Regions from separate parts of the Homo sapiens genome. Here region 1 is linked to region 2. Evidence: chromatin loops called from intact Hi-C (ENCODE). Cell type or tissue: K562. All regions are shown on one strand. Links, peaks and the distances in the headings refer to the core of each region. The heading gives the core; the rest is flanking DNA. Region 1 overlaps ATP2B1 (ATPase plasma membrane Ca2+ transporting 1). Region 2 overlaps POC1B-DUSP6 (POC1B-DUSP6 readthrough).

Evidence for each region. Hi-C counts contacts between places; a loop is a spot of excess contacts. Peaks named below come from ENCODE experiments on the same cell type or tissue, not always from the same donor. Only the 100,000 strongest peaks of a DNase experiment are listed, where the experiment ranks them.
Region 1: a loop joins it to region 2, with 2.5 times the contacts of the local background. A loop is called at or near these places in 5 of 110 quality-filtered maps.

What each region holds. Positions count from the first base shown.
Region 1 is chr12:89,692,984-89,704,527 of GRCh38, forward strand. The region is part of intron 1 of ATP2B1 (ATPase plasma membrane Ca2+ transporting 1); the gene reads right to left. Among named protein-coding and RNA genes, the nearest start is that of ATP2B1, 10 kb to the right of the region's middle. In K562, for the core only: no CTCF peak of the experiment used is centred there; a DNase peak (open chromatin) is centred at 5,798.
Region 2 is chr12:89,468,014-89,476,762 of GRCh38, forward strand. POC1B-DUSP6 (POC1B-DUSP6 readthrough) reads right to left here. Exons shown (of 11, transcript NR_189589.1): 5 at 4,155-4,262; 6 at 3,601-3,716; 7 at 2,348-2,481. POC1B (POC1 centriolar protein B) reads right to left here. Exons shown (of 12, transcript NM_172240.3): 5 at 4,155-4,262; 6 at 3,601-3,716; 7 at 2,348-2,481. Among named protein-coding and RNA genes, the nearest start is that of GALNT4, 52 kb to the right of the region's middle. RefSeq lists a silencer at 2,891-3,010. In K562, for the core only: a CTCF peak has its summit at 2,928 (motif pointing right); a DNase peak (open chromatin) is centred at 2,908.

The DNA of each region.
Region 1 (11,544 bases), core at 3,343-8,342, 230 kb after region 2:
GGATGTACTGTATGCTTCTGTCAGTAAAGTATTTCTGAATGTATACTTAATTTTTCATTTTACTCCCTACAACTAGTATTAAGCCAATAATTTATTTTCTAACTGTTATTTCAGAATTAAGTAAATACTGAATATGAAGTGATGGCAACACAGACAAGGAAATGACTGTGCCTAGGGAAGCTGCAGCAATGCCTTATCAAAGAACTGACTTTTAAAGTGAGTCTTGAATGAAGAGTCCTATTTTGTAATATTTAGGCAAGGGGAGTATGATTTACAAAGGCATAAACAATGAAAAGGTTGGGCATGTCTTTAACACAGGAAGAACTCCTGCTATGATACGAAGTAACCATTGTGACAGGAGGAATGGAGCAGTATAGAAGGCTCAGAGTTTAACTGGACACATTCATTTATTAAGTACTAACTTAATGAATAATCTAAATGATAAGCACCTAACTTTCTGGACAGGACAGAAGAACTTCATGAAGGAGCTTCATAATGAGTCCTAAAAAAATGACTAGTTTGGATGAGGACATTCCAGATAGGAAGAGCAGCACACAGCCGTTGCTTTTTAACCAAATTGTCCATGCCTATTAAGTTTTGTGAATTCTTATTTTTTACTTTAAAAACCTTCCTTTTCCATCACTAAAATGTAAATTTTCAATTAGTTCCTATGATACTTGTGCTTGATTCTAAACAGTCTTTCTAGTTTCTGAAATTTGCTCTCTTTCATCTGCAGTGTGCTGGCAAACCAGTTATCAAAATGTATTTAAAATATGAATAAATACAGCAAGTAAACACCTAAAGTGGAGTAAGGTGCTGAGAGTCTTGATTCATGAACTTCTGGCGGCTTAGAGGGCTTTTCTGCCAATTTCCTGGTTCTCTACTTTGTTTTACATGGTTCAGGAAACTGGATAAATAATAGCCTTAGGCTGGGAGAAAAATTATCCTACACCTCTCTCCATTCTTCTTCTATTTCTGCTTTCTCTTTGATTCCTCCCCATTCCAGTAGCATTCCAGATAGCGATTAGTCCACTAAGTTACATTCCAGGACAAGAAGACTGGTTTCCACTGACCTCAAAATTAGAGGAATGTCATGGTACAATTAATTTGATACATTTCGTCCTTTTATACCCATAACTATTCTAAGTAATTATTACTTGAGTAGCCAAAAGAAACACTTGCACTGAATGTTCAAATACATATATATAGAGAAAGATGTGTATCTACTAACTAGATATAAAAAAGTTATATTCAACTACATAATCTGTCCTATTCTCTCTCCCTCTCATATCCCACTTACAGCTGTCACCTTAATTTTAAAAAATCCCCAATGCCACTATAATCTATGACTTTTAATGACAACCTCAAACTCCTTCTGTGCATGTGCAGATCTAGATTAAACTATAATCTCTCAACATCCCCCAAACCACTCAAAGTTTCCTCCTTTCAACTCCTTAGGGTATCTGCTTATGGGGGGGTTACCTGGTATCAAATACATTGAAGGGGCATGGCCAAAGAATCTGCTCAAAAGAGCTTTCCCTCCACTCGGAAATAAGGCCTTCAACCAATACAGTTCCCACTTGTGGAAACATTTAATTTAAATCTAGGGCCACAGGTATACTTCAGGAAGGGAGACAGGAGGAGCAAGTCCAACATTATGAAAAACTGATAGCCTGGCTTGCTACCTAGGCTGTGTGCAGAAGTACAAACAGAGCTCAGCACAACTTAGAAAACCCTCCAAATGTAATTGTGACAGAAGGCCAGAGATCACCATCAAGAATTCTAAGAACTGGCCAGGCGCAGTGGCTCACGCCTGTAATCCCAGCACTTTGTGAGGCCGAGGAAGGGGAATTGCTTGAGCCCAGGAGTTTGAGACCAGCCTGGGCAACATGGCGAAACCCTATCTCTACAAAAAGTACAAAAATTAGCCGAGCATGGTGGCACATGCCTATAGTCCCAGCTACCCGGGAGGCTAAGGTGGGAGGATCACCTAAGCCCAGAGAGATCGAGTCTGCAGTGAGCCATGATCGTGCCATTGCACTCCAGCCTGGGCGACAAGAGCAAGATGCTGTTTCAAAAAAAAAAAAAGAAAAGAATTATAAGAATAGGATACAATGGTAGCAAAACTACTGAAGTCTGAAGGTTTGACAGCAGATTCTAGAACGCTTTTCTTCTTTACTTGTATAAGAATAGCTGGAAACAATATACCCCTATTCATTATAGAAGAGATCACAGACCAGGAATGGGACATGTGCACACACTTACACTGGTTCTGGAAGCATACAGCACCTGATGAATCACTGCACAAAAAAGGAAACCAAGAAGGAACACCAGACACACTGAGCAAGGCTGACTTAAAGCTCTACATAACAGTCTCTCCTCTCAGCAGGTCACAGTTGTTACGGTCTACCCTAGCAATCATATAAATATTTTTTAAAAGAAAATATTTATCTCAAATCTGAAATTTTCTACTTGAAATGAGAATTAAAAAAAAGAAAAAAATTCATATATGATGTCACAGAAAGAGCCTGCCAAGACACCTTTAAATTTCCCTAGTTTTACCTCGTTTACAATACTGAAACTTAACTTTTTTGGACTAACTCTTTAGCTGTAGTTGTATTTAAGTTTAGATGTCAAACTTCTGAAGTTTTCTCCTCTATTAAAAAAAAAGATAGATACATTAATCTATTAAGCAACATTTTACAAAAACATCTACTCACTGGCATTTTTAAATAGTAATACCCATTTCCATTGGCTGCTTCTTAGTATTCTATTCTATTTAGTAAAGTCTATCCTGCTCTTTAGAAGCAGGGATAGTAAAATTCTTGTTTCACAAAAAATTAAATTTATATAACATAGTTATAAGAAAATATTTCCAATCTTTGTGTCATTTACCTGACATATCATTCAGCTCAAATTTAAAAGAAACAGTATCTGTGATAAATTCTCACCCCAAGCACACTACAGTTTCTATAAGATGCAGAAGTCCAGTGTCAGTGGATTCAAGCTCAAGACCAGACACAAGAGGCTCATTCAAGAATCATTAACAACCTCACAGGTATAAACAGGGCATTGTGCCAAGGGTGAGTGACAGAAAGATGCACAGTTCCTGCTCCCAAACTGAACATGTCACGGAAGTGTCAAACATGTGAACAACAAAATATGAATTCTTAAAAGTGCTATGGAAATTTGGAAAAGTAAAGCAGAGACCTGGAAATGAGTGGGACATACTATAGACACAGCAAGAAAAGACAGACTCCCCAAAATCTGACCAGCCTCAGAGAAAGGAGACTGGAAGAAAATTTTAGTCATAAGACCACAAACTACCAAAATCCTTTAAATACAGTAAATACAGAGAAACAATCATAAATGAAGACAAACATATGCAAATAAAGATGCTCACTGGAAGATTATTTAACAGAAAAGAATTAAAATCAAAACATCCAATAACAAGGGACTAGCCATAGGATACAACATTATTAAAATGTTGTTAATGAAAAAATTTAATGACATGAGAAAATAATACAAAGTTTCTAAAAAGCACATAATTATACCTACATTATCTGAAGGATGTTAATAGGTAAGTTTTTCAAAAGATAAAAACCATTAAAGTGTTAAAACTAGCTATTTCTCAGACGGAGGATTATGAGTGATTTGTTTCACTTTACATTGTCCTATTTTCCAAACATTATATAGTGTTACATTTCTAACTGGTAAAAAGGTTATGTAAGTCACTGTATTTTAGGGTATTCATAGCCCTTTAAAACTATTCATAGCCCTTTTCATCTCTTTCTATAGAGAATATCTCATCCATATATTACACAGAACCCACTCATTTAAATGGGTTAATATGTGTAAATTGCTTTGAACAGTACCAGCAGGTAGAAGGCAGCTACACAGGTGTTCATTTTATTCAATAATCATACATTCCCTTTAGTCAAAGTAACTAGTGTGTTTTGGAGCTAGTCTGTTTTTCATGGCATGTTAACAAAAGAACATTAGTTTTGTTTTTTTTTTCACCCTCTAAATTCTAACATCTCTTAAGAAATGACTGCTGTTTTCCCGAGATTCTACTTCCTTCAAAAAAAAAAAAAAAAAAAGCAAGAAGTAATTCAAATATCAAGTTCCTTAATAGGAAGACAGAAATTTAATGAGTGGAATGGAATTTGGCCTTATCCAGATGAAGAAACAGAAATCATACACCAGACTCTTATCAGGCAGTGGGCTATATGTAATTATTTGGAAAAAATGTCTTTATATGTCTTTATGAGCTTGGGGTATGGCGGGTCAGAATCTCAGGGGAAGACTCAAGAAACCAAATAAGGCAATCAATTGTTCTATATAATAAAGAAATGAGGAATCTGGATTTGCAAAGTAGAGGATGACTGGAGGGAGAAATTAAGGAAGGGGACTCTTGAGTTATCCATAGACTGTCTTCACTAAAGAAATGTTCCTTCATGTCCACATTGCTCACTTCTGCTTTTGTAAAAATGGATTATTTTACCCAAAGTAAAATTGAGTTGTGTATCTAAATTGCACAAGACTGTACAAAGACACAGGAGATGAATGACAGATGACATATCTGGGTTATCCACACATTTAAACTTATTTCATACATGTATTCATTTTCAGTTTTGACAAACTTATACATGCATAAAGTCTGTTTAGGAAAACAAATCCAAAAGGCTTTTTTTTTTTTTTTTTTTTAAATATTAGCAGTCCTCTTAGTTCCTCCCCACCCCCACCGTTTTTTCAAATATCAGCAGTCCTCTTAGTCCCCCATCCCATTTTCTACTCTGAAGCAACTAGGAAAAGTACCCTCAAATCCTTCATCTCCACAAATAATGCTTACAAAGCTACCGCTTGCTTTTTCAGTTACAGGCTTCATATATATCTTTCCCCCACCTGCCGAGATGGAGTCTCGCTCTGTTGTCCAGGCTGGAGTGCAGTGGCACGATCTCAGCTCACTACCTCCGCCTCCTGGGCTCAAACAATTCTCCTGCCTCAGCCTCTAGTAGTGGGGATTACAGGCCCATGCCACTACGCCCGGCTAATTTTTGTATTTTTAGTAAAGACGGGGTTTCACCATTTTGGCCAGGCTGGTCTCGAACTCCTGACCTCAAGTGATCCACTCATATCTTTTATCACCATTCTTCTTCCCATCCCCAGCACAAACACAAATGCTTCCTAAAGTACTTTTATCAAGAACATATAAAGAAATTACAACTCGATAATAGGAAGAGACTGTATGTTACTGGAACCAAAATGTCCATCAACAGGCGAACGGACAAATTGTGGTGTATCTATACAGTGAATCCTCATCAGCAATAACAAGAACTACTAATATACACAACATGGATGAAACTCAATTATGGTGAGTGAATGTCAGACCAAAAAAGAACACATACTGTATGATTCCATGTACATAAAATTCCAGAAAAGTCAAATTATTCTATAGCGACAGAAAGCAGATCGGGGCTGCCTGAGGAAAGGAGGAGCTGGGGTAGGGGAAGGGAAGGAAGATAAGGAGGCACAAAAAATTTAGGGGAATGATTACCTGACTGTGGTGGCGACTGTGGAAATATATACATGCCTCAGAACTCAAGTTTTTCACTTTAAGTGTAAAGTTTATTCTATGCCAATTATATCTTAGTAAGACTATAACAAATTTGTTTATGAGAAAAAAAGGACACAAACTAAATAGAAGTTCTGGATTCAATATGGGTTTCACAGTAGGGTGAGCTGACTGGGACATTTTCTTTGGAGACACAGACACAGCCAATGTCCGATTCTTGAGGTCTTTTACCTTGAGCTGGTCAGGTTAGATAAGACACTTCTATTCTGGCCAGAATTCTGAAAGCTGGGTGAGGGAAGAAGACTGGTGATCTTAACATAAATAGGTAAACACTCGGTTTTGAGTGTGGTACCCTGGTTTTCAACTGTATTCCCAGTGTGCATAGCCTTCTCCAGAAAGCAAGCTTCCAGCCTTCTGCAAGGATGAAGGAAAAGAGATCACAGAGTACAGACAGAGGGAAAGATATCTGGGTATCAAATTCCTAAAATTTCAACCAGTTCTCCCGTTTTGCCCCCCTGTCCCCTCTTCACCATGGGTCCCATGTTTTCCCAGCTTTGAGCTCTCAGGGAATTCTATAAACTGACTTGTTTCTGGGCTTTTCTATTACTTAGAGATCAGCTTTTTAAGTCTACTAAGTCAACGCCTTCTAAAATTTTGGTGTGGGTTTCTCTTCTCCCTTGTGGATTTATGGCTTTTTTAAAAAAGAATTCCCTTATTCTCATTTTAGTATATGTTTGGCAAGAGGCAGAGTTAAATGCTAGTAATATGCCACTTGTTTAACTGAAATCTTAGATAATTTAGCTTTTCAATAAATGTATTTATCTTCATAAATCAAACACGGTGTATCACAGACGAAACGTCAAAATGATGACAAAGTAGTTAAAAGACAAAATTGGAAGGCAAACCTAACAGAATAAAGAAATAAATGGTTGAAAGTTTGGGGGGAGCGGGTAACCTGTTTTTGCTATACAAATTTTGTTAAAAGCCAAATTTTCAAGAGAGAAAAATCAAAACCCCCTGACTTTGTACTTTTTGAGGAGTTAAAGAAACCAAGTGATTTATCCAAGACAAGTGGGCTTTTTAGTGGTGAAGATAAATTTCACATTTAAATCTGGTGAGTCCTTAACATATCATGGAGTAAAAACCAAAACCAAAGGAGACACAGGCTCTGAGAAAGGTGGGTATTTCTAGCAAAAGAAATGCTGTCAGCAGGAGGGCCGGAGGTGATCAAGTTCCAGCATTAAATTATGTACATAAAAACAGTAGTGCTTAAGCTCAAAGGCAGGGTCATCTATTTTTTGAGACAGAGACGGTCTCCCTCTGTCGCCCAGGCTGTAGTGCTGTGGCACAATCTCAGTTCACTGCAACCTCTACCTCCTAGAATCAAGCGATCCTCCTACCTCAGCCTCCCAAGTAGCTAGGACTACAGGTACACGACACCATGCCTGGCTAAATTTTTTTTTTTTTTTTTTTTTAGTAGAGATGAGGTTTTGTCATGTTGCCCAGGCTGGTCTCAGACTCCTGTGGTCAAGCAATCCTCCTGCTTCAGTCTCCCAAAGGGCTGGGATTACAGGCAGGAGCCACTGCGCTCGGCCAAAGACAGGGTAACATAAACTTTACCCTAAATCCACTGTGCATGCAGAAAGGGGTTGACTGACGAATCCTTGTTTTTCTGAGACTCGACATGCAGACAGTTTGATGCTAGAGGAGCTCCCTTTCCTAGGCTTTGTCATATTTCTTTCCCATTCACTGACTGACCTTCCTTGTTTTCAGCCCTCTATTTGCACTGGTACCCTTTAACTCAGTAGTTCTCCGCTATGGTATTAGTTGTCAGGAGTGTCCACACTTAAGTACCTTAAGTTCATGAGTCATTTTTTAAGCAAACAAAAAAGAGTAGTTATAGCACTTACTTTCTTTTGAGCATGAATAGAGAAGAAAAGGACAGAAGTATAGCAAAGAAATTAAAAATCTCTTAGTATTAGAGGTACTAAAAAAATCTAGATATTAGCAAGGGAGAATGGAGTATATGTCAGTATCATCCATGAGTGTCCCAGTAGAAAAACAACTTACTAATCTAACCAATTTCACTTTTGCTGATTCCATTCATCTCTACCTTCAGATTTCTTTTTATTTTCTTCACTACCAAAACCACTCCTGTGCTACTCTTTGACCAACAATTTTATTATGATTATTATTGCAACGTCAATTAAAGCAGGAGCAAGTCTTAGAACTCCTTCCACAATACCTTACCAACAATTAGACCTATAAAATTTAAAAGGTTGGGAGAATACTCAATAGCAGTGCACCTGTAAGGTCTCAGCTGTGCTAATCATAGGAAAATGAATAATTTCTGGAGAACAACTCTTATTTTTTCAAGCATTTTTAAATATAACAGCTTACATACTAAAGCTATATAAATCTTTAGTTACTTAAATGTCTAAAATTACTACTCTATGTATCACTCAGACATTCAATAGAAATGATAAAGTCAAATACAGGCTTTCCTTCTTGACTTCTTGGCAGCTGGAAGAATAATCCATTGCTATACTCTAATACAGACCATATACCTACTCTTCTTCCTGATGCCTAGTGATTCTGTAGCAGGTCATGATCTAACAGTTTGCTCTCAGTTCATGGAACGGCAGCAATGATATGATGCTCAGTCTTTGGTCTGTCTAAATGTGCCCATTCTTCAAAACTCAGCATTACTCCACCCTTTCCCATCATCTCTCTTTGATTTTCTGGTCTGAAGTCCTCCGGGTTGTACACTTCCCATTTATTATCCCTTTGTCTTAGTAATTCATTTGGAGATAACATAAAAGAACTGAGATAAGATATAGGGTTCTATATCACGATATATAGAACTTTATCCAGCAAATGTTCAGGTACTATTTTTTTTGGCATATTGGTTTAGGATTTAGACATTGTGTAGCTTCTGTTAAAGTAAAGCAGAGAAGGTTAAGGAAATTTTTCTGGGAGATTTTTAAAACCTTTTTACCTTTGGAATTTTAACCTTACTCAGATGGGTTCATAAGGCAATGTTTTATTTCTGGAAGATAGCTACATACATTTCACAGAATGTTACTAGGACAGTAGAATTTAGCTTCTCTACAGGCAGGACTTTTCCACTTCTGAATTTCAATGTGGCAGTTAATTTGGTTTTTTTGTTTGGTAAACAGGTTCTTTGCTGTGTCACCCAGGCAGCCTCGAACTCCTGGCCTCAAGCGAACCTCCTGCCTCAGCCTCCCAAAGTGCTAGGACTTATAGGCATCAAGCACAGCATCTGGCCCCTAAGGGTCCTATCAGGTGAGAGGAAAAACACATACACATTCACAACAAAAGGATGAGGGACCACCAGACTCTAAGACCGTCACACAGTGGACAGTCAGCAATACTACAGTATGCAACACAGCTCTCAACTCCAGGAAACACAATTCATTTTGTGTTGTATGTGAACAGCATCCCCTGGAGTTGTGCAAAGCAGTGATCCTGGTACACAAAGTTAACAAGGTGAGATGTTCCACTAAAGGGAGTTTTGTGAAATGAGAGGACAAAACACTAGCCACATTTAGATTCAGCCCTTATTAGCACCTTGAAGTACCAGAGAAGTTCCAAACTGCATAAACCAGCATATCCTGGAGTTTGGTTGTGCCTCTTTCCCCCAGGAAATCCCTATTAATATTTTTTGGAACCAGCATTCTAAAACACAATTTAGAAAACACTGAGCTACTTTATAAAAGGCCTTCAGAGTCAAGTTGTATTTTGATAAAGAGAAAAATAAAAAAAAGATGAAAGTTTTAGTGAAGAAACTGTGGTTTAAAATAGGTTATTGAAAAACAAAAGAAAATTCTGGCACAAATATGAAAGGTAGATTAAAGCAGCAGATCTGAGAGTTTTGAGAGTACAAGATTATTATTTAAAATCCTCCTGAGAGAGAACTCACTCACAGGGTTAATACAATGAATAATAGATCCACATTGTTAATAAAAAAGTATTTAAAAAGCATCTTTCAAGTTAAACAGTCAAATCTTCTTTAAGACCTATTTTTTTCAGAAAACATAAATTTGACTCCTAAATTTATCAGGTCTGTACAGTAGTCATGCCAGTTTACAGTTAGGCAGTGTAATCTCAGATTTCACAGTGTAAGCAAGCATTGGTCCATTCAACACTACCTTTATTTGTTCCCTCAGAGGCCCAGGTGACAGTAGTATTACTACAAAAGCAGGTATCCCATATTTTAAGAAACCATATTGTTGGAAGTCACTGTACTTAGAAATACCAAATATTCTTATAACTAAAAACACCACATACGATTTGGAATAGCTGACACTGTCCTAGGAAAAATTTAATAGAAAATAGCTTTTAAAAATATGGCAAAAAAAAATGTGCCCACAGTTTATTTGGACCTCTCTGCCAAAAATATTTATTAATTTAGATTACCATAAGCTTTAGTAAATTACAAGCTATGATTCCTAAATAAACCTTAAGGTGTAGCCAACAAGACTAAGTTTTGGAACAAACAAAAACAGGTTCCCAACAGTCTTGAGATGAACCTGCTTTGAAATTAATTTTATTATAAAATATATTTTAAATGCAGATACAGGCTATTTGCTATACTGTTATAAATGAAGCAAAAAACAACTGCATTTCAAAACTGGTCTTAAAGAGGAAAATTATTAAAGGCAGGTAATTCACGTGGATATGGTATTAGATAAAATAGTTCCAAAAGTCAGAGTAGATTGGTGAACTACACAAACGGTTATTTAACATTTAAGTGAGACAGCAGTAACTTCTGTTTTAATGCATAAAATAGTAAATTATCAATTAGTATGCTATCACTAATATTCTTGGAAGATCTACTTGCTGTTTTTGAAAGAGCAACTGCTTGTTAACTAAAATTAAAGAGAGCTATCTATCCACTAACTTATGTCCTTTTAGTCTGAAGGAATATCCGATCTTTTCTTCTAACAAAGAGCTAGACTAAAGGATAAACACACACTACTGTAAGGATACAGCATGCATTATTTTTATGAATATAAACTCTGGTGTCTAAGTCATTTGAAAATGGCAGACATTAAGACATGAAAATAAAAGAACATTCTCTAATAGTTTACAGTGCTTAATAAGTAACTTAAGTAACCACAGATGGATCTTCTGAAAGACTGGGCATACATAGATAACAGAAATATTTTCAATTTATCAGTTCTAGGATTGTCACAAAAACCATCGACATCAACAAATCAAACTTTGCTACTGATTTAGGTATCTCTACCATGTAACTTTAACTTAGTTATAAATGCAATGTCAATGTTTCTCAAAATGCAGACTACTGTAGCATTTGGCCCCACCTCAAATCTGCTGAATCAAAATTCCAGGGGCAATGCCAAGGAATCTGCACTTTCAGTAACTCCCCCAGGTGATTCTTCATGCACATTAATGCTGGAGAACCACACCTTTCTTGTGAGATTTATAACCAGGTTTTGGATTTCAGGAACTAAAACCTCCTCATTTGGAACCTTTTAAACTAAATTTCATTACAGAACAAATGAATATTTCAAAGAGATTTAGGTAATAAACATGTTATAGTATAAAAACAAGTGCATAAAAAGTTACAGCAGAAATTTAAAGAAGAAACTTTTAGTACAGCACATTTTATTTTTATTCAAGATTTAAGACACCCCTAGGCCAACAGTTCTTTGAAATCAAAATTCCTAACTTAAAAAAATCCACAATATTAAAAATATAGTATTTCAGATACGTTCACATTCACTCAGCTGTTAAGTAAATCAAAACACAAACTGTTTGTATTACACCAAATATAAGTAATGATTAAATTTATAAAGCTCAACCCAAACAAACCCATTCATATTTCTCTATTAAATTTACTCTGATCAAAACTGATTTTCCATACATAACTTTCATAAACTTACATAAACGTGTATAATGAGAAGAGCAATGAGCAAAATCTA
Region 2 (8,749 bases), core at 1,022-6,021:
TCAACCAATCACTAGCAGAAACTGAATGATAAATATGTAGGTAATGGGAATGAGGCTATTTACATGAAGTCCATTTCCTGACCAATGGGCTTCACTGAGTTCCCCCTTCATGTAGGCAACCATAAACCACTAAAAGTTTAAAGAGCAGAACACAGATAGGAGGAGAGCTGTGAATGATTAAAATCAGTATCACAATTCTGAGAAAGATGAATTGGAGTAAGATGCTTGGTTGGAGGCCAGTTAGGAAGTTCCTGTAATTATCTAGGTGAGAGGTAATGAAAACCTGAAATTGAGCAGTTACTGCGGAGTTGGACAAGACTGTGCTTGGCACAGTCACAAGATGGATAGCCTCTAGGTCAATTTTTCAGTCCAGATAAGAGTAAGTATTTCTTATCTCAAAAATATTAATATATACCATATGTTTTTAATATGTCCTTAATCTGTACAAGAAAAGTTTTAGGGAAAAACATCTTGTATTTTCCCAAGTAGACTATCCCACAGATTTAGTTTATAATATTAATAGCTTCATAAACACCTTTACTTCCAGACTAAAATTCCATCTTCATGTAGTGTTTTCCTACTGAAAGACTGTGTTTATCTTTTTTCCCTATTATTTTGTACTTTTTTCATGGATATTTCAATCCTTGGCCACTTTTATTTGTTATGTTTATTCAGCCTAAATCCATGGATATGCATATATTTAAGCTGGTTAGTATTTATTTCTGCTTTACCCTAACACCACTGCAGAATAAATGATAACGCAAAGCAGGAAGCCAGGCAGAACCTGTGAAAAAGAAACTCTTCTCTTCTAGACCACAAGGCTCATTCTATTTCTAGATATAAACAGCTTATACTTGTTAAAAGGAAGTACCTCAAAAAAAAAAAGAGGATGCATTCTAAAAAATTCAGAGAAGTTTGAATATTGTCTGGAAGAAAAGACTAGTTTATATACTCAAAAAAATTTATCTAGGCTGGGCACAGTGGCTTACACTTGTAATCCCAGCACTTTGGGAGGCCAAGGCAGGCAGATTACCTGAGGTCAGGAGTTCAAAACAAGCCTGGCCAACATGGTGAAACCTTGTCTCTTCTAAACAAACAAACAAACAAAAAATTAGCTGGGCGTGGTGGTGCGCCTGTACAGAAGGCTGAGGTAGGAGAATCACTTGAACCCAGGAGGCAGAGGTTACAGTGAGCCGAGATTGTGCCACTGCACTCCAGCCTGGGTGACAGACTAAGAATCCATCTCAAAAATAAAGAAATAATAAATTTAAAAAATTGATCTATATGCCAGGGAGGGATCTTTGAACAGGCTCAATAAAAGGCACCCCTCTTACCTACTTGGTTCTAAACCAATTGAGAAATAAGACAAAGGAATACAGCACATAAGAATCGAAATATCACCTTTCTTTCTAATAAATGCTTGTAAAAAGAGAATGTGGCTTTTATGTGTAACACAAATAGGCTTTCTAGAACGGATGCCCAGAATGAGTCACAGGCAACACTAGACAAGGGCAGGTCTCCCCACAAGGAATATCAGAGAAAAACAGTGAAGAATGGCTACTCCCAAAGGCAGGAGAGTAGAAGGTGTTAGGCTGTGCTTACCCAATTTCTCCTAAACCCACCAACAAATTAGCAGAAGGAGTGAGGGAGAGGTGTGAGAGGCTGGGTGTCAGGGCTAAGCGGGACAGCCTCCACATGAAGGAAGGATCTGAAGTATGGAATCTACTTACCCATCACCATTTACCCAGTCAATCTATACAACATACTGATAAAGACAGCAGGAGAAGATTCATTTAATGGCCATTGAAAGATACACATTGATTTTGATAAGAATTACAACAAATAATATTTCTTTTTTTCTTCCATTTTTTTTTTTTGACAGTCTTGCTCTGTTGCCGGGCTGGAGTGCAGTGGTGCAATCTCAGCTCACTGCAGCCTCCCCCTCCTGGGTTCAAGTGATGCCCCTGCCTTAGCCTCCCAACCAAGTAGCTTGGATTACAGGCATGTGCCACCACACCTGGCTAATTTTTTGTATTTTAGTAGAAATGGGGTTTCATCATGTTGGCCAAGATGGTCTCGATCTCCTGACCTCAGGTGATCTGCCCGCCTCAGCCTCCCAAAGTGTTGGGATTACAGGCGTGAGCCACCACGCCCAGCCACAAATAATATTTCTAAGAGTTGCTTCCAGAGGATAAAAACAGCCTTGGAAGTAAAAAAATTTTATGATAGCAGCAATGTGTGCTATGTCTGGAAAAACAATAAAGGGACATAAAAATGGATCAGAAATTTAAAATATATATTATTTTATATTTTTATATATAAAAAGCAAGAATCTGAGTGTTAATACCGTATGTCCTTGAAGTGTATAGATGAGCCTTCCTTCTAAGAGGTCCAGAATCTTAAGGGTACCATCTGAAGAAGCTGTGATGAGATAGTTACCCGAAGGATGGAATGATATGCAATTAACTCCACCGCTGTGAACTGATTTGTAGAAAATAAAAGCAAAAAGTTCAGAGAACAATTCTTACTTTTGAAGATACCCCAGTGCCTTATTAGCAATAGGTTGTAAACAAGAGCACTGTTTCCACAACAACAAAACTCTATATGGCTCACTAAAACGAGTATTTTGGCATCACATAGCTCTAAGCTTCCAGTTAGAGAGCCAGAATAACTTTAAAAATGAGACTGTGTCACGGAAAGGTAATCTTATTGACCACATTACTATAAATTCTTTGGATATATTGCCAATAAAACTGACAGTTAATCATCACCAGCTCAGATAGGGTATATAACCTAGTCTCAAATTAAAGGTAATAACTAATTAGTGGCTTGGGATTAAAGGGAGAAAAGTGTGGAGACAGTTTGAAACGGGCACAGTCCTGCCATCATGCTTGAGACTTTGTCTCCAGACAGTATCCTTCCAACAGGAGGCAGTATAACACAATGATCAAAAGTTAATTTTTCTATGCACTGTGTAAGCAGGAAGACCTAAGTAGTTCTATTGATTCTTTGAGCAAGTTAATTACCCTATTTAAATCTCAATTTCCTTATCTTAAAAATGTGAGTAATAATGATACCTCCTAGGAATATTGTTTAGATTTGGCACAGTGTCTGCTACATAGTAAACACTGGAAAAGCTACTATGTTTAATAATCATTTCGATTTAATATAAATCCAATATAAACCAAGAAAATTCACTTCTCTTTTAGTTCAATATCAATACATAGGCATAGTAGGTAGTTGTTTTCTACCAGTTATAACACCTATTTGTGCTCACGTAACTCCCTGTGATTCAGAATTCAGTCATTTCTATCCTGACTTCTCACACAATGCTGATAACCAGAATTTGAAAATCTCATAGCAACTTCTTTTTTTTTCTTTAAACCAGCCCTCACATCATTTTTAAGGTCTCTTCACTTCCTGCTGTCCTTGAGCTTCTGAGACCCTGCTGTTGATGGGAGCTAATTATACTATTCTCTAGCCTGTTCCAAGGCAGCCCATGACCCCAAGTAAGACAGCCAAACCACACCAACAAGGAGAATCAGTCCTTCCAAAAGGAGTCCATTCGGTAACTGAATTTTTTGTTAGGAAAATTGTTACCTTGGTAATGCTGTAGTAATTTGTTCACTCTTACATCCCAGACTTTCACAGTTTGATCAGAACCTGCTGAAGCTATGCATGTACCACTAGGGTTAAAGTCCACAAAATTTGCAAATCTAGGAGGAAAGAATAAGATGACCTAATATTTCAATTTCTTTTTTTTTTTTTTTTGAGACGGAATCTCACTCTTGTCACCCAGGCTGGAGTGCAGTGGCGCAATGTCAGCTCACCGCAACCTCCGCCTCCTGGGTTCAAGTGATTCTTCCACCTCAGCCTCCCGAGTAGCTGGAATTACAGGCACATATCACCATGCCCAGGTAATTTTTGTATTTTTAGTGGAGACAGGGTTTCACTATGTTGGTCAGGCTGGTCTCAAACTCCTGACCTCAGGTGATCCGCCTGCCTCAGCCTCCCGAAGTGCTGGCATTACAGGCGTGAGCCACTGCACCCGGCCATATTTCAATTTCTTTACTCATTTATTTATTTAAATTGTTATAATCAAACGTCTCCTTAGAAAACTAACCCACATAAATGCACAAAGAAAGTGTACTTACCCAACGGAATCTGAGAAGTTATTAACACATTGCTTATTTGTGGTATCCCAAATTTTAATAGTTTTATCCTCACTACATGACACAATTAGTCTTCCATCGGGTGAAAATCTAGAAAGAAGAAGAAAGAAGATGTTTTATGTGAAAGGCTCTGGAGAGTCACCACCTCACCTCTACACCACAAATAAACCAGGCTGTAAATATTAAATACCAGAGACCACTGTTACCATCCCATGCAGTAAAGTCATATTCTGCAGCCAAGATCTTCATCATGACAAACAACACTGACAGACCATTAAAAGGTCAAAATATGCTATGTAGACTAACCAAGTTGCTTTTTTCCTTTTATTCTTTTATTAAAATAATTTTGGTTTTATTGCATCTGCTTTGGGGTTTTGATTCAATTCTGTACTCACTCTAAGCCAAGTGCCTTGTATTTTTAAAAGAACTCTCTTCTATTTCTGTCACTTGCCAGCATTATCCATATGATTCAAGAGAGAGCCTTTATTACTCATCCGACCAAGCTTGCAGTGAAACTTTTTGTAAGAAAAGGAATGGTGTGTTGAGAATTAAAATTAAGTGACATCACCAACAAAAGAACCTAACTGCCCATGCCTGTAACTTCCTGGACTTGGGGAGGCCAGAGAGCTCCAATGGACTGAAAATAGGACAATTCATTTATACAGAACAGAACAGAAGTTCCTTCATGGAGAAATCTATCATCCACACGCCCCATTAAAAAGCAAATGAGAAAAATCTCAGACATCTTGTCTGCTGTTTTATGCTGTCTATTCCTTTAATATCCTTCCCAAGGTTCTTTTTTTATTGTTTGGCCACAATGCCTTTTAAATATAAACAGAAAAGCAGAAGACCACAGAGAAAATAAAAACAAATTTTAGACTATTAGAAAACTATGAATAGTATTTTTATTATTAATATTTTCACAGTAACAAAAACCAAAAAAGACAGATTTGGGTCACAGACTATATTTCAATTTTATTTGTAGTTTCCCTCTATGCCCACAGTAAAGATTACTATGAGTCATCAATTAAGGGTGTGGAATATAATTGAAGATTTTTCTTTTTGTTCTCTCCCTACTCCCATTCTTAAGGCTGACCTAAAATTAATTCTTTGTGACAGAAACTTTGCATCTGGCGTTCACAGATTCACACAGAAAAAAGGCACAAAGAAGTTCCATGTGAAATAATATTTAAAAATCAAGAAGTCTGGGTGCAGTGGCTCATGCCCGTAATCCCAGCACTTTGGGAGGCTGAGGCAGGCGGATCACCTGAGGTCAGGAGTTCGAGACCAGCCTGGCCAACAGGGTGAAACCCTGCCTCCACTAAAATAGCCAGGCATAGTGGCAGGTGCCTGTAATCCCAGCTACTCAGGAGGCTGAGGCAGGAAAACCACCTGAACCCAGGAGGCAGAGGTTGCAGTAAGCTGCGATTGTGCCACTGCACTCCAGCTTGGGCGACAGAGCAAGACTCGCCTCAGAAAAGAAAAAAAAAAAAAAAAAAAAGTCAAGAAAATAACCTTTCAAGGAAAAATTTTCCATGCTGGGTAGTTTACCCTGATTTTACAGTAAGTAAAAATTTATTAATATTTTCTTTCAGAAAATGTGAGAAAGATTCAAATCTGAAGGGCAGTATTATAAAAAGGCTCCAAACAGAGGAAGCTTATTATATATAGAACCTGGGGAAAAAAACCTACTCAGTATCCCCACGGATAAACTTGGCATAATAATTATAAAAAACTGGCCAGGCGCGGTGGCTCATGCCTGTAATCCCAGCAGTTTGGGAGGCCGAGGCAGGCGGATCACCTGAGGTCAGGAGTTTGAGACCAGCCTGGACAACATGGTGAAACCCCATGTCTACTAAAAAATACAAAAATTAGTGGGGCATGGTGGCAGGTGCCTGTAATCCCAGCTACTTAGGAAGCTGAGGCAGGAGAATTGCTCGAACCCGGGAGGCAGAGGTTGCAGTGAGCCGAGATTGCACCACTGCACTCTAGCCTGGGTTACAGAGTAAGACTCTGTCTCAAAAGGAAAAAAAAAAAACCTGTAAAAAACTAATGCAAGGGATCAAATTGTCTTACTTACTAAGCTTCTTTTTAAAAAATATTACTTAATGTGACTATGTTAAGTGACCAAAATATTTCTATGAGAGGACTTAACTCTTACATTTCAAGAAAGCAATTATGGAGAAAAATATTTAATAAAATGAAATGCTTAGATAATAACAAAATATAGAAGTACTTACCCTATGACATCAACCAAATACTACCACCACCATCACATCATTATCCTACCCACATTCCTTGAGCACATGTGTCCTAGAACGGTTATTAACACATTACATGTAGCAACTCATTTAATTTTCAGCATAACCCAGTAAAACAGGTGCTACTGCTTGTCTCAATTTACAGTGAAGAAACAGAGGCACATAAAGGATAAGTAACTGCCAGTGTTATCAGGTCAGTGGGGAGAGGGGTCTGGATTTGAATCAGGCAGTTGTTTCCACAGCCAAATCTCTGAACCACTCTGCTTAAGTCTGACAAAAAGGAAAGTGTCTTCTACTGGCCCAAATTACTTAGAGCACTGGAAGTTCTGTGTGGCTTCTGTGTAAACAACAGAAGGTTCTAAAGTGGAGAGGAACCACGAGGCAGTGCTGTTAGGAGGCTATACACCATCCTTGAATAAACATCTGTGTGTGTTGCCATAAGCTGTAGGTAAAACAGACATGGTCCCTGTCCTTGTGGAGTTTGTGGGAAAAATTTTCACCCACTGATTCATTCAAAGATTCCCTGAGCACTTGTCAGTACCTGGCACTGGGCACTGCTGTGGGTAGTAGGAATATAGCTGTGAATGAGACTGGCAAGATCCCTGCCCTTATGAGGCTTTTGTTCTAGGGAGAAGGGAGGGCACACAAAAAACATAATTTTAGAAAGTGATAGGAAAAAGGGTTGTTAACAAAACAGGTGCCAATTTGTTACCAGAAGCTCCATAGAGGAAACAGGATTTTAAAGAAACTTGCAAATGAGGAAAAGTGTTATCTTGGTCAGCTAAAAGTGCCTCCTGAGCAGGAGGGCCCATAGCTGGGAGAAATTTCCCAGAGCAAAATAAATGAAGGGATGTGAACCTCGAATGAGTTAAAGTACAGGCAGTGGCTGGGAAGAACCTGGTGCCAGAAGGAGGCGAGGTTTCTACCATCAACTTAACAGAAACTAAAGGGGACTGAGGTTAAGGCCTTCCCCCTGCTCTGGTCACTGCATTATAATCCTGCATATGCTCTCTGTATGTGTTTTTTTGCATTTGAGGTGGCTGAAAGTGAGAATGATGATTTCTATTTCCTCCTCCTCCCTTTTATTTTTAATTAGATACATCAAAAATAGGTTAGCACCAATAAAACAGGCTTCTCTTTGCCTTGACTTTGATTAGGAAAGGTTAGTCCTTTATCGTCAGGGCTCAAATAACATCTAACTAGACTTTTAAGAATTTAAAGAGGATATAAAATTTCTACTAAGACATTAATAGATTTCTGACTCTCTTAATTTAGTACCACCCAACTGCCTTTAAAAACGTCTACAAAGTGTGTCACCAAGATGAATATTACATTAGTCAATAGTGACTACTGGATCAGCAAACATGGACATTCGAGAGTTTAAGAGGCATATGAGAAGTTAGCTGAACTACTACTGAATTCCTTAAACTTTACTGGTATTCACTCAAAAGAATGAGGGAATTCTTTTTTTTTTTTTTTTTTTTTTTTGAGACAGGGTCACCCAGGCTGGAAAGCAGTGGTGCAATCTCGGCTTATTTCAGCCTCGACCTCCAGGGCTCAGGTGATCATCCCACCTTAGCCTCCCAAATAACTGGGATTACAGGCTTGTGCCACCTTGCACGGCGAAGTTTTGTAATTTTTGTAGAGACAGGGTTTCGCCATGTTGCCCAGGCTGGTCTTGAACCCCTGGGCTCAAGCAATCCTCCTGCCTTCACCTCCCAAAGTGCTAGAATTACAGGCATGATCCACTGTGCCCAGCCCAGAATGAGGAAATTCTTGAACTTATTTCTAGTAAAACTGATTCACATGTCCTTGAAAATAGCCCAAATTATATAACAGGAGTCTTTTTAACTTGGAATCTACAGAGTTCCTGTAATTGTATGTAAAAATTTTATGTCTATATTCATAGTCATAGTTACTTGTTCATTACAGAACCAAAAACGTCCATGAACCATGAAAAGTCTTAAAGTGCTTTCATAAGGCCACGTGTGGTGGCTCATGCCTGTAATCCCAGCACTCTGGGAGGCTGAGGCAGGCAGATCATTGAGGCCATCAGTTTGAGACAAGCCTAGGCAATATGGTGAATCCCCATCTCTGCTAAAAATGCAAAAATTAGCTGGGCCTGGTGGTGCATGCCTGTAATCCCAGCTACTTGGGAGGCTAAGGCAAGAGAATCAGGGAGGCGGAGGCTGCAGTGAGCCAAGATCGCACCACTGCACTCCAGCCTGGGTGACAAAGTGAGACTGTCTCAATAGATAGATAGATAGATAGATAGATAGATAGATAGATAGATAGATAGATAGATAGATAGATAGA